Linked DNA regions of Homo sapiens: region 1 is linked to region 2. A link is an interaction called in ENCODE POLR2A ChIA-PET data of the cell type or tissue named here. Cell type or tissue: Caco-2. All regions are shown on one strand. Links, peaks and the distances in the headings refer to the core of each region. The heading gives the core; the rest is flanking DNA.

Region 1 (2,903 bases), core at 203-2,702, 330 kb after region 2:
AGGCTCTTCCCATTAAAACAACCTGCCCAACAGAGTTTGAAAGGGTCAGAGCTGGAATCTGAACTCTTGCTGGGAGGCCCTTGATGCCTGGGCTTTCTCCAATTTACCTCACTCATTTATTGTTACATCAGTACCATTTACCAAGGGATTACTGTGTGGCATCCCTCTGCTAACTGCTCTGTGAAAACCAATGAAATCCACAGGATAGATCCAAGGTTAAAGAGGAAACTGAGGCTCGGAGAGGCCAACTCACTTACCCTAAGTCGTAAGGCTAGGAAGAAGTGGATCTGAGCTCTGAACCTAGGTCTAACGCCAAAACTCCGACTCTTGCAAAGCCATCCTGCTGCATCTGCTGGACAGCTCTACTCGAAAGTGTTTGGCTAAGTTAGAATGCCTTATGGCGGCGCGAGCAGAGTTGAGTTACAAAAATTCCTGTAGTAGCAAAATTCCCATCTTCCCACACCGAATGGGGCTAGGAGAGCTAATCTCTATATGATGTAAGCTCAAGGGCCAAGGAAAGAGGCTGGTCAGAGACATCGGCCAGTGATGAAGCAGCTGACATCATCCCTGCTGAAAACATTTTCTGAGAATACAAGATGCCTTGTAGCTGGTCATAGCTGGTGTTTTTTCTGAGCACAGAGCCAGCAATTCATTCCCAGCACTCTGCAAGAACAACAAAATACGCTCTCTGCAAAAACATCGTGGTTACAGGAGACCGAGACAGCCCAGCGACAGAAGCTGCTAATTTCTCCAAGCAACCCAAGGATTGGAACGCCAAGCCGTGCCAGTCTGGTGGAAAAAAAAAAAAAAAAAAACCCAAAAAACAAAAAAACAGCACTGTGAATATCCTGAACACAGAGACAGGCAGGTGCCCAGAGTCAACGGCTCCAGTCAGCACCTCCTGCACCCACAATCTAGGTACCTTCTTGAAAAGCAAGTCAATGGAAAAAGAGATATTGCACAGTCAGGGAGCCAGTGGCTTCTTTAGTTATTTTTTGAACATCTAAGAGGAAAGCTGTATCTGTTTAGAGTCCCACTGCATGGAAGTGAAGTGATTCCGAGTAGCTAAGCATTAGCTTGGCTTTACCTCAGCTGGCCCATTCAAGCAGAAATGTTCCCCAAGCAGCATTTGAAGGCGCCCCCTCTCTGCACAGGCAGACCTATTTTGGTCTGTGCACTGCCCCTGTCCACAGGTTTACACATCCCTGGTCTAGCTCCATCAGCCTCCAAACAGGAGACGGGGAAGTCAGTTCAACCCCCTCCACCTCCCCACCCACACCAATGCACTCGTTCCAAGCAAGAGGCTCCGAGAAACATCCAAGGCACCTTCCACTGGCTGTGAAACACCAGAAGGTCCCCACACTCCTACTAGATTCCAAAGAAATTCACACAGAGTCCTTCCAAACCTCTGAAAATAACCTCAGCGGTGCTGAAAGAAGCTTCCCTAGTGGCAGCTGCCTCTCTCGGAGAAGCTCTGAAGGAAGCTGTTTCCCTCCCTGCAGGGGACAGAAGCTGGCGGCTGCTAAGTCCCAGCTCGGTCATTCCTACAGCCTCGGGGGGCCACGTCAGTTGTGAAAAACAGCCCAGTCTCAAATTCTGGCCCCCCCTACGGCTTCGTGAATTGAATGAAGTAACAGGAACTATCACTTATTGGACGCCTGCTGTATGCCAGAGGCCCTGCATGATCTCATTCCATCTCCACTCCAGCCCTAGCAACCAGGTTCAATCACTTAAATAGGCAACTGAGGCTCTTAAGATGAAGTGACTTATCCAAGGTCACACAGTGAGTACAAACCCAGGTGTGCCGCCAGAGCCTGAACTGGGAACCCCTGCGCGGTAACTGCCTCGTGGCGAAATCGGGGTGTCCTTCTGTTTGGCCAGTCGCCGAAGAGGGGTGTTCCTCTTGGGCGGCCCTGAGCCACCCTCGGCGGGTCCCAGGAGCCTGCGAGGCAGCTCCCGGGAGAATGGGGGTCCTGAGGATAGGCTGGGGGTCCCGGGAGCGCCGAAACAGCGGGCCCACCTGTAGTCCTGCCTGCCGTGAGGGTACCCCGCTCCCGGGCCAGCCGAGCCCTGCCGCTGTCTGGCGCCCCCTCCGCCTGGGGAAGCCCCGAAGGCAGTTTCCGCCCGCGGCCGCCCGTCACTCACCCTGACACTGCCGCCGAGGACGGCCCGGCCGAGGGAAGCAAGCGAGAGGCGCGGCTGCCGCCGGAGCCGGGCCCCGTCGGGCTCTAGCCTCTCCGGCCGGCTGCAGGGGTACTGAGACCAGTACCCGGGGGCCAGCAGCGACCCGGAAACACTCGGCCCGGAAATGATGTCACCATGAGGCGGGCCCGAAGAGAGGGTGGACCACGGCTGCGCGCTGGCTCCGGGAAGCGGTCGATGCCCGCGGCCGACGGAGACTACAACCCAGAGGCGGAGGACAAAGCGGAAGGCCGAAGAGCGAGGACGAAACCGGCGGAACCGCACTTTGGAGCCTAACGAGCCATCGCTGCGTCTGAGACTGGGACCCGGAAGTAAACAGGCCGGACGTGACGCAAGCCGCTCGGCCTAGGGATGGTGGCTGGCCGGGTTGTCATGGAAACCGCTCAGGAGCAGGGAGCTGGGAGCTATGAGTGCTGACTGCGTGAACTCGGCCTCCACTTCCCGGACCTGCCACTTATCATGATCCACGAGCTGTACTCATGACTCCGCACAAGCAAGCAGGGGCTGACGGTCGGATCCCTCGCCCCCATTTTACGGACAGAAGTACCGAGGCTCAAAGAGAGCCAGTGAGATGCTGAAATCACGCGTGATTGGAATCCAGCCTTGCTAGGGCTGCGGGTGTTACGGGCCGTGGGCGGCGGTTAAGAGCGTGGGTTCTATTTTTAGTTTTGCCACTTACTAGCTGTGTGACCTTGGACAAG
Region 2 (2,903 bases), core at 93-2,592:
CTGGGCTAGCCAGCTGCAGGAGGAGAAACCATCTTAAGAAGTGCCTGGTCCCCCAGCAAAGACTAACAGCGCAACAGCCAGCTGACCTATCAGAGTTTGTTTTTTAAGCAATCTTATCTACCTTCTTGCAGGACTAGGATTGACAGATGACAAAAAAAAAAAAAAAAAAAGAGTTAAGGCACATCTGTAAAGCTAGAAATTGGAAGGCTGCTAGGGTTTGAATCCTGGCATGGCCATTCCCTAGCTATTAGGCTTAGTTTCCTGTGGCTGTTATAACAAATTGCCACAAACTCGATGGCTCAAAACAACAGAAGTTTATTCTCACACAGTTCTGGAGGCCAGAGGGTGAGCATCAGTTTCACTCAGCTGAAGTCAAGGTGTCAGCAGGGCCATGCTCCCACAGAGGCTCTGGGGGACAAATCACTCCATACCTCTTCCAGCTGCTGGTGGCTGCCAGCATTCCTTTGCTTGTAGCCACATCACTGCCATCTCTGCCTTGGTCTTCACGTTGTCTTCTTTTCTGTGTGTCTGTCCACCCTCCCTTGGTCTTCCTCTTACGAAGCATATGACATGCATGCTTTTAATACATGTGATAACATTTAGAGCCCAGCAAGATAATCCCAGATAATATCCTCATCACAAAATCCTTAATTTGATCATATTTGCAAAGACTTTACCATATAAGGTAACATTCACAGGCTCCTGGGATTAGGAGAACCTGATTTCTTAGAGGTCCACCATTCAGCCCACTGTACTAGCATGTGGCTCCAAGTGAGTGTCAACCTCACTGTGCCTCAGTTTCCTTATCTGTAAAATGACAGCAGCCACCTCACTGGGTAATTATGAAGATTTAATAAGTACTTAGAATGGTGACCAGCACATGATAAAAGCTTTGTAAATGTTAACCTTCAATAATATCAAGGGTCGGTCGGGCGCGGTGGCTCACACCTGTAATTCTAGCACTTTGGGAGGCAGAGGCGGGAAGATCGCTTGAGCCCAGGAATTTGAGACCAGCCTGGGCAACATGACAAAACCCAGTCTCTACAAAAACAAAAACAAAAACAAAAAACCTAGCCAGGCGTGGTGGCATGTGCCTGTAGTCCCAGCTACTTGAGGGGGCTGAGGCACAAGAATCTCTTGAACCCTGGAGGTTGAGGCTGCAGTGAGCTGAGTTTGCACCACTGCATTCCAGCCTGGGGGGCAGAGAGAGACTCTGTCTCTAAAAAAATAATAATAATAAGATTTGACTGTGACTGAAATTCGCACAAGAACAAATCCCTTCTCTGTCCTGTTTGCTCGCGCCTGTCTTCATAGCACCCACCATGGAGACTTGCACATAGTAGGTGCTCAGTAAATATTAAATGCACACATGCCACTATGTAGCTGTGTGGCTTCAAGCAAGTTGTTTCTCCTCTCTGGTCCTCAGTTTCCTTCTCCCTTCACGAAGAGCTTCTTGTAGGGAAAGTCCATTCCTCTTTCTGGGAGGGTGTGTCCCCATCAGGGGTAGAGGGTTCAGGGGTCAGGAGCCGGCCACAGCTGCTATCTCCCTGAGTCACCAAATTTCTCAACTTGAGGCCAAGTGTCTAAATATTGTGACTGAGCCAGTTAGAGATAAGATGTGGAAACATTGATTTGGCCCAAGCAACTGCAGTCACGGTGCTGGAGCCAGACCTCCCTGGATCTTCTCAGCAGCATGAGTGAGTGTTTAGCACCTGCCAGGAACACAGGCTGCTGACCTGCAAACAGATGGGGAGGCCCAGATGCCTGGCTTGGCAGCAAGAGCCTGCCTTTGCCGTCTCTGTTTACACAGCCAGCATCCAGTCAAATCTCTGTGGCTCCAGTGGAGAAACTAAGGCCCAAAGGGAGTGAAGGATGTGTCGTCCAGGGTTACGCTGGGAGACTGCTATCCCATGAAGCTAAAACCCGCAAGTCCTAACTCCCAGCCCAGCACCTGTGGGAACCCACCAGGCCCAGGGAGAAGGAAGGCTGGCAGCGTGTCACAGGCAGGGAGCGTGCCTGAGCAAATGCTCAGGGGTGAAAGACCAGATGCAAGCTCAAACACTAGAGTGAATGGGAGAAAAGGCCACGTGTCCAGGACTTTGGACTCAATTCAGAGAATAAAAGGGAACCATCGATGGTTTTAGGAAGAAGAGCAGCAGGATCTGAGAGGCTTTTTCCAAGTGCTTATAGACCACCAGCATCAGAATCGCCTACGACAGGAGCTGGGGGAGGTTGTCAAAATGTGGGTTCCTGGGGTCCACCCTAGATGTGGCTCCCCATTGTAGCAGGCCCCCTCTGAGGGGATTCTGAAGCACACCCACTGTTTTAGTGAGTAGGAGATGCAGCTAACATCCCACTTATAAGGTCTAATCTCAGACAAACCTGGTTTCAAATCCCAGCTCTGCCACTTACTTGCTCTGTGATTTTAGGTCACTTACGACACCTCTCTGAGCCTGTTTTCTCTCCTCCGTAATGAAACAATCTTAGCATTTGCCTCAAAGGTTTGTTCTAAGGATTCAATAAGATAATGTAGGTAAAGTGCTCTACATAGATCCAGAGCCCTCCTAGTGCTCAAAAACACTGGTTTTTAGAGATTCCCTTGGGCAGCAGTGGGGAGAAAGCAATGGAGGAGGGCAGGCAAGGAGGCAGGGAAGCCAGTGAGGAGGCAGCAGTGGGACTCCGGGGAGAGGTCTGTGGCTAGGGTGTGGACATGGTGACGGGTGGGGTGGCTCCTTTGCACCGTGCCAGGTGGTGCCGATCTTGTATGCTCGATTGCGAAAGAAGCTCTCTGGAGTTGGTCTAGGGCAGGAGAGAAGAGGATGAGCAAAAAAACCAAAAGAGGTTGATCATAAAACCCATATTCGCAGTCACGGACTGGGTGCTTAGCGTGGGCCAGGCCCCGT

Evidence for each region. ChIA-PET counts read pairs that join two places held together with the same protein. Peaks named below come from ENCODE experiments on the same cell type or tissue, not always from the same donor. Only the 100,000 strongest peaks of a DNase experiment are listed, where the experiment ranks them.
Region 1: POLR2A ChIA-PET joins it to region 2 with 26 read pairs; 5 of 35 experiments call an interaction of 5 or more read pairs at or near these places.

Annotation. Positions count from the first base shown.
Region 1 is chr20:49,913,235-49,916,137 of GRCh38, forward strand. SPATA2 (spermatogenesis associated 2) reads right to left here and starts at 2,295. Exons shown (of 3, transcript NM_006038.4): 1 at 2,146-2,295. It overlaps LOC105372653 (a long non-coding RNA gene), which reads left to right and starts at 2,588. Exons shown (of 3, transcript NR_134564.1): 1 at 2,588-2,851. RefSeq lists enhancers at 1,313-1,482, 2,277-2,336 and a silencer at 1,997-2,246. In Caco-2, for the core only: no CTCF peak of the experiment used is centred there; DNase peaks (open chromatin) are centred at 1,223, 1,884 and 2,567; H3K4me3 peaks cover 1,842 bases.
Region 2 is chr20:49,582,164-49,585,066 of GRCh38, forward strand. No RefSeq gene overlaps it. Among named protein-coding and RNA genes, the nearest start is that of PTGIS, 15 kb to the left of the region's middle. In Caco-2, for the core only: a CTCF peak has its summit at 2,024; DNase peaks (open chromatin) are centred at 1,628 and 2,018.